2 separate regions of the Homo sapiens genome follow, and region 1 is linked to region 2. A link is a contact called in ENCODE Hi-C or POLR2A ChIA-PET data. All regions are on one chromosome and are shown on one strand. The core of a region is the stretch at or near the end of the contact, and the rest is flanking DNA. Distances in the headings are between cores, read along the strand shown.

What was found. A loop is a pair of places that touch in the nucleus more often than their neighbours do. ChIA-PET counts read pairs that join two places held with the same protein, here RNA polymerase II (POLR2A). Pooled maps may share reads with other maps.
Region 1: a map of CD4-positive, alpha-beta memory T cell shows a loop between it and region 2 (3-fold over the local background). The contact joins two enhancer-like sites. A Hi-C loop is called at or near these places in 3 of 168 maps with a recorded cell type or tissue (CD4-positive, alpha-beta memory T cell, CD8-positive, alpha-beta T cell and lower leg skin), 2 of 37 single-sample maps with no recorded cell type and 6 of 50 pooled maps. POLR2A ChIA-PET finds 5 or more read pairs at or near these places in 10 of 52 experiments (BJ, CD4-positive, alpha-beta T cell, CD4-positive, alpha-beta memory T cell and 7 more).

Annotation. Positions count from the first base shown.
Region 1 is chr2:84,739,447-84,743,104 of GRCh38, forward strand. All of the region lies in intron 62 of DNAH6 (dynein axonemal heavy chain 6), which reads left to right. Among named protein-coding and RNA genes, the nearest start is that of TRABD2A, 140 kb to the right of the region's middle. RefSeq lists an enhancer at 2,067-2,116. Within about 2 kb of position 2,190, at least 2 of the 41 ENCODE cell types and tissues checked have a DNase peak (open chromatin) inside an H3K27ac peak, as active enhancers do; they include CD8-positive, alpha-beta T cell, where a contact is called at or near this core.
Region 2 is chr2:84,780,057-84,783,891 of GRCh38, forward strand. DNAH6 (dynein axonemal heavy chain 6) reads left to right here. Exons shown (of 77, transcript NM_001370.2): 65 at 1,437-1,597. Among named protein-coding and RNA genes, the nearest start is that of TRABD2A, 99 kb to the right of the region's middle. Within about 2 kb of position 2,460, at least 8 of the 41 ENCODE cell types and tissues checked have a DNase peak (open chromatin) inside an H3K27ac peak, as active enhancers do; they include CD8-positive, alpha-beta T cell, where a contact is called at or near this core.

The DNA.
Region 1 (3,658 bases), core at 940-3,439, 41 kb before region 2:
AGTTGCTTATTCTCTCTTCTTCTCTCTCATGAATGCCAGTAAGTCATAGGTTTGGTCACTTTACATAATCCCATATTTCTCAAAGGCTTTGTTCATTTTTTAAATTCTTTTTTACTTTTGTCTGACTGGGTCATTTTGACAGATTGGTCTTCAAGTTCTGAAAGTCTTTCTTTTGCCTGGTCTAGTCTGTTGTTAAGGCTTCCATTTGTATTTTGAATTTCCTGATGCGAATTTTTCAATTCCAGGACTTCTGTTGGTTTTGTTCTTAATATAGCTATGTTGTCTTTCATATCTTCTGTTCTGTTCTTAATATAGCTATGTTGTCTTTCATATCTTGGATCATTTTTCTGGCTTCTTTGTGTGGGATTTCAACTTTCTCCTGGATCTCATTGAGTTTCTTTGCATCATATTCTGAATTCTATATCTGTCATTTCAGACATTTCATTCTGGTTAGGATCCATTGCTTGGGAGCTAGTGGGATCCTTTGGAGGTGATGAAACACTCTGTCTTTTTGTATTGCTGGGGTTCTGCACTGGTTACTCCTCATCTGAGAGAGCTGATACTTCTCTTTTTTTTTTTTTTAATTTGGTATCACTTGGTTGGGGCTTCTTGTTTATTCGTTTTTCCCTTGGGGGTATGACTGTGATGTATATTGTGTATGATTAATTGGCTTCATTTCTAGGTGCTTTCAGAGTGCCAACTCTCTGTACAGGTTCCTTGGTTGCAAGTAGGTTCATGCAGTGACTTTCTCAGAGGTTGTTTGTTGTAGCAATGTAATTTTATTTGGTGGCGTAATTCAGGATGCAGTCTAGTAGATGGTGCTTAAGAGTAAGAACTGATGGGTACAAGCAGGGGTGGAAGCACTAGAGAAGTACAAAAAGCACCTCTGCAGAGCACATTCACCCTCAGTAGGGCAGAGCTGCTGGAGAAGCTTGAGACACAGACTCTTTCAACCCGCATTCCCCAGACTCCAAAGTGAAGAGTCACTTCCAAATCCATGACAGGGCACTGAGAAGAAGGGTGGCGGAGCAAGTGTGACCCCCTCTCCATGTCCATTCCCAGGCTTTGGTGGTACCACCTTCAGTGGCTGGCACTGCACCCATGTTTTCTTTTATCCAAGGGGGTCTTTGGTGGGCTGCACTCTCCCCTCCTTTAGGGACAGTCTGCAGCAAGGGTTAGATCTCCAGGGGAGTGGAGTCTGCCTCCCTCCCACGCCTCAGAGCTGGTGGGGCACTGTTCCCCAACTGACCAAGGAAACAGGCTGGGACACCCCGTTATGACCCATGCAGACCAGTTCTAGGTTGCAAAGCTGTCTCTGACTGAAAGTCTTGCCCTCTGGGAAAAACCTCAGCTTCAGCAACTCTCCTCCCACTCCAGTCTTGTGATGGGAGAGAGCGTAATTCCACCACCTACTACTGGGGCACTCTCCACACTCACTGCTCAATTCTGCCTGTGGGGACCCTTCTCCCCTTCCAGAACAAGCACTTTAATCTCACCTAAGACCAAAATGCTTGCTGTGGCCACCGCTGCCAGGTTACCAAACAATGGCTCTAACCTCTCAAAATGGTGTCAGCCATGGGCTTGCACCTAGAGAGTGGGGAGCCCCTCTCAGGCGAGCAGCATGGACGAGAAGCTGTGAGGAGTGTGGTCCACTCAAGTCTCAGTCTCATAGCAGCTCGTAGCAAGGCATTGGACATTGTCCTAGGTATATATAGGAGAGCCTTGGTCCCCTTTCCCTGCTTGGCTGGGTGGCAGCAGCAGTCACATCAGCCCAAACTCAGGCCAAGGATGAGGCACAGCTCAGCACTACATTCTCAAAATGGTGCCTTGGGCCTGAAAACAGGGAGGGCGGATCACTGCCCAGGCAGGCAGCATGATCAAGAAGCTGTGGGGAGTGTGGTTCATTCACATCTGTCTCACAGCAGCCTGCTACAGAGCTGTGAGTATTGTCCTAGGTATGAGTAGGATGACCTGGTCTCCCTGTTCTTCCTTAGCCAAGCAGAGGCTACAGCCACATCAGCCCAAACTAAACAAAGCATGGAGCTCAGCCCAGCATTAAACTCTCAAAAGGGCACCTTGGGCCTGGGGCTAAAGAGGGTGGGGCACCATTCAGGCAAGCAGCATAAGCAGGAAGCTGTGAGAAGTGTGGTCAACTCATATCTCAGTCTCAACAGCAGCTCATAGCAGGGCAGCAAGTACCCTCTAGGGGGTGCATGAGTGTGCCCGTTCTCCCCTCTCCCTCCCTGGAGCAGCACAGTGGCTGCAGCTGTGTCTGTAAATCCCCAGGATCTGGGTTCTCAAAATGGCACCCAGCTGAGGCTGCACCAGGCTCGGATTCCTGTGGGATTGTGTGTGGGTTCCCTTTCTAGAGAAATGTCTCTGTACAATCTTTAGGCAGTTCCATATGTCAGGCACAAGGCCCTAGTGGGTCAAGGGTTTCTCCTGTAGCCAAGATCTTAAAACCCTGTTTTGGAGCTCCAGGGATTTCCCTCTTACTGTTTCCCTGCATCCAGGACCATCTCCCAGCCCAGTCAGTTCCTGGCTGCGCAAGCTAACTTGAACCCTCTCCTTACTTACTTCTGGTACTTCATGTCTCTTCTCTAATGAATCCAAGCATTCTCTCCTAGATTACCTGTTTGAACTGTGAGTATCTGCTTACTATTCTGGCTCTTCTCCATGGAGGCAGCACGCAATACCTGCATCTAGTCAGCCATCCTGACCTAAAACCTCAAAATACATCTTCTAATATTAATATTATTACAGCAAGCCTCTCTTAGTACTCCCACTCTATATATTTCTGCACTCTTTACTTTCCATTTTTTGTGTGTCATCATTATGTTTTTGGTGTATCTTAGTAGGATTTTGTTGTTGTTTTGAGGAACATGAAAGTCTTTCTTTTAACAGACAAATTTTAATTTGATTATATTTATTATGGCTATTGATTTATTTAAGTTCTTCTTGACTGAGGAAGATTTCCATTTGACAATGTCTAGAGACATTTTTGTTTGCCACAACTGGGGTGGTGCTACTGGCGTCTGGTGGGTAGAGACCAGAGATGCTACTACACATCCTACAGTGCTCAGAACAACCCTCCACAACAAATAACTACAGCATCCAAAATGTCAATATTAGTAAAGTTAAGAAACTCTGATCTGTTTGGACTTACATTGGTCATCTTTATTTTGGGCATATTTTTCTGCCAGCTTTTTCTTTGCTTCCTTTTTTCTTCTTTCTTCTTCCTTCTTCCTTTCTTTATATCCTTTATTTCTCCTCTCCTTCCTTTCTTCTTCAGTTGCATCATCCACACTCTTTATTTTCCCCTCTACTGATTTGAAATTCTATTTTTATTTTTTGGTAATTACTCTTATACTTCTAATATGAATATTTATTTAACTAAGTAAACCCATTAAGTGTGGTGGTTTAAAGTCTACATTAACCAGAATTTCTAAGATCCTAATAGATTTATTGGATTTCTAAATGAAGACTAGGGGGAGAAAAAGCTGTTCAATAAATGCATTAACTTATTGAAAAGTGCATTCCCCCCTAGTCTTTTGTCCCCCACTAGTAAAAATTGTTTCTATGTTATGCACCAGTTAAATGAGACAGCTAGAGGTAGAGATAGAACACAAAAAGAAAAATACTCATAGAAGAAACCCAG
Region 2 (3,835 bases), core at 1,210-3,709:
GCCTTTAAGAATTTTTTTTTTCACATTGATCATGGAAAGTTTGATGACTATGTGTCTTGGGGATGGTCATCTTATATAGTATCTCCCAGGGTTTCTCTGAATTTCTTGAAATTGCATGTCAACCTCCCTAGCAATATTGGGAAAACTGTCATGGACTATATTCTCAAATATGTTACCCGAGTTGTTTACCTTTTCTCCTGTCTCAGGAATGCCAGTATGGCATAGGTTTTATCTATTTGCATAATCTCATATTTCTCATAGCCTTTGTCCATTTTTTAAATTCTTTTTTCTTTATTTTTGCCTAACTGGGTTGTTTTGAGGGGACAGTCTTTGAGCTCTGAAATTCGTTTTTTGACTTGGCCTAGTATGTTGTTAATGCTTCCAATTGTATTTTGAAACTCCTGTGGTGAATTTTTCAATTCCAGGAGTTCAGTTTTGTTTTTTCTTCATATAGCTATGTCATCTTTCAACTCTTGGATCATTTTACTGGCTTCTTTGGACTGGATTTCAACTTTCTGTTAGATCTCATTGAGTTTCATTGCCATCCAGGTTCTGAATTCTATGTCTGTCATTTCAGACATTTCAATCTGGTTAGATACATTGCAATCTTTTAGAGGTAAGGAAACACTGATTTTTTGAATTGCCAGAATTCTTTTGCTGATTCCTAATTATCCAAGGGGGCTAGTGTTTATCATTTTCAAGTTTCTGTCATTTCGTTGAGGCTTTTTTTTTTGTATTCCTGTTTTCCTTTGAGGGCTTGACTGTGGTGTATGTTGTGTATAGTTCATTGGCTTTGTTTCTGGGTGCTTTCAGAGAGCCAACACTTTGCACAGGTTTCTTAGTTGTAGCTAGTTTCCCACATTGGCTTTCACAGATGTTGTGTGATTAATCAATGGCATTAGAATTCAAAATTGTTTTTGCCTTTTGGGATAAGGAGGGGTACTGTTTTTTGACCTAGGTGGTGGTACATGTGCACATTTGCGTTGTGAGAATTCATTGACCCATACACTAATAATATGTATTTTTCTGTATATGTTAGACTTTAATTTTTTAAGTGTTTAAAAACTGATCTATAGTGTTGTTAGAAGTTAGGATAATGATTACCTGTGGGAAGAAGGAAGGGGAAATCATTGCGGTGGAGAGAGGCATGAGAGAAATGTCTCTAGTGTATCAGCACAGGTCTCTTCTCAACCGCAGGTATTGATTTGTGATCATTTGTAGAGCTGTATATTCGGTTTTTGCACTTTTCTATGTGGGTCATGGTAAAAATATTTTTAAAAACAAGAAATAAGGAAAACATACTTGTACTCCTATTGGAATGAGGATTCAAAATGTTTATATATCCTAAGCAAGAGTCTACTGTATTTATATTTCTTCATATTGATTTTGCTTTAAAATAGCATAAGATGATATTGTGTTCTTGCTGTTCAATTCAGGGTGCAGTCAATTTCACTGGGGCAAGGACAAGGACCTATTGCTGAAAAAATGGTCAAGGATGCAATGAAATCAGGAAACTGGGTATTTTTGCAAAATTGCCATCTTGCTGTTTCTTGGATGTTGGCAATGGAAGAGCTCATTAAAACCTTCACAGATCCAGGTATGTTGAGCATATAGCCCTTGCATAATAATCACATTTTTATGTAACCTTTTCTTGTTGAATTCATTCCTTATAGTAATTCATTATTGTAGGCACTGTGTTTCCATATATGAAAGAGGAGAAATTTGAGGCCTAGACAGATTTAGCTAATTTACACAACCAGGGTTTGATAAAAGGCCTTCAGAATTCCAAGTTGAGGCTAGGATCCACTGGATCATTTCTGTTTCTTATTGCCTTCTATGAGAGGTCATTTGAATTTGAAATATATTACTTATAGGCATAATAAAAAGAAAAATATACTTAGGACAAACAAAGGAAATTAAATCCTTCCCTATAAAATGAGAAATGTAAAGGAACAGAGTTCAAATTACCACCAATTCCCTTAGAGTAGTGTTTTACCACCTTTTATCTTCTGTAACCCGCATGGCAACTAACCTTTACATGTGCCTCAGAGCCACACCTAACCCATGGGCGTGCTCAGCATTACTCATAGTTGCTAGCACTAGTTTTATCTCACCACTTTTTTGCCTACTCAAGAAAGTGTAACGGGCTGCAAAGAGAGGAAGTGGAATTAGAATCTACTCATTTTAAAGTGTTACTATAAAAATAATCAAAACCTCAGGAACTATTTTATTGGTAACAAATTGTGTGGGTCCCACTCTACCACTCTGCTGTGAAGCCCTGGGAGAGAACCTCCAGGCAAGCATATCCAGAGAGAGCCCTTTCTCTGAGGCCTTTATTTGTGCCCTCCCTACAGAAAGCTTTCTGGAAAGGTGAAAGCTCTGCAGATGATCTTGCAAATCACTTTATTTAGTGCTGCTTATTAAGGTGAAGAGCTGCTCCTTTACAGAGTCCCCAGTCTGCTCTGGTCACTGAGCCAGCTCAGGGTTTAGCAGCCTTCCCCTAAAAGCCCTTCACTTCCTGGCCCCCTGCCCTCACCCACAAGCCTTCTGCAGGCTGCTTCTGACAAAGGTAAGGACTCATTTTTATCCACCATTCAGAATCTCCACTATTTCCACTCTTTTGCTGTCAAATAAGAGAGGGCCTGCTTCCTGCTGGGCCTGTGGCTTATTTCTACTTAAATAATTAAAGAGAAATGACAAGGAGGTCTTCAGTACTGGTCAGGGGTCCCCAGTGATTAGGAATATAATTAAGAAAAAAATGCTAGAGAGGCAGCAAAAAAGCAATTTACTGTGGTGGTACTACATGAGGCTCCAGAATATGGAGATGCCATTCAGTTTCACTGTAACTAGGACAAGAACATTTGCCAGTTCTTCAAGGAGACTGGATCGGCTAATGAAGCCAGCTGAAGTTGTTTGTGTATTTTAAGTGCTTACTAAACTTAAGTGGATAGAAAAAATCCTCTTATGGCCCTTGCTATAATCATTTATCACCTAACCATTTAAGTTCTGATGTTTAACTTGAACCAGTAGGAAATAAAATACATTCAGGTAATAAGCTGAAAATACAAAAGGAAGAAAAAGAAAAAAAACAAAACAAATAAAACCTCAGAACTTGAAATCCTAACACCTCCACAGAGTTCTGCCCCACCACTTCCTGACTGTGCATGTCATATCTTTTTTCTGGGCCAGTTTCCCCAGCTATAAAATGACTACATGACATCATCATGAAAAGTCCTGTACTAAGATGATTTCTAAGATGCTCTTCTAGTCCAGCCCTAAAATTCTATGATGTCTATGAAAGTTAAGAAGCTTGGTGCTTTTGCAATTATAAGAACAAAAGTATGGAAAAAATCCTTCTCCAAACCTGGCCTTCTTCTTTCTTTGGTTTTTTGGTTACTGAAATCATTGGCCCTAAGACTTTGGTTGTTGTTTGACTTCTTTGCCTAATAGTTTTTACTATGCAAACAGTGTTAGTATTGCTCTAGAATTTGGTAGAACTAACTTTTAATTTGGGCTATTTAATGTGGCTTGTGAATTTAGATTACCAAACCAAGAAGCATGAAATCAGCTTTGACTTGTTGTCATTCATTCCATAAATAATTAAGGGCCTAGTGTACCATGTATTGTTCTAGGATATGTTGATAAACAAAAGAACCATAGATATTTGTCCTCGTAGAGTTTCCATTCTAGTTGGGGGGAGACAGACAATGAATAAACCACATGGTAAATAAGTAACGTATACGTTGTGTTAGAACATGGTTGTGCTTTGGAAAAAATAAAAAGGAGAGTAAGGTAAGGAGGACCAGAAAGATTGAGATGGGATGTGAGTAGGGAG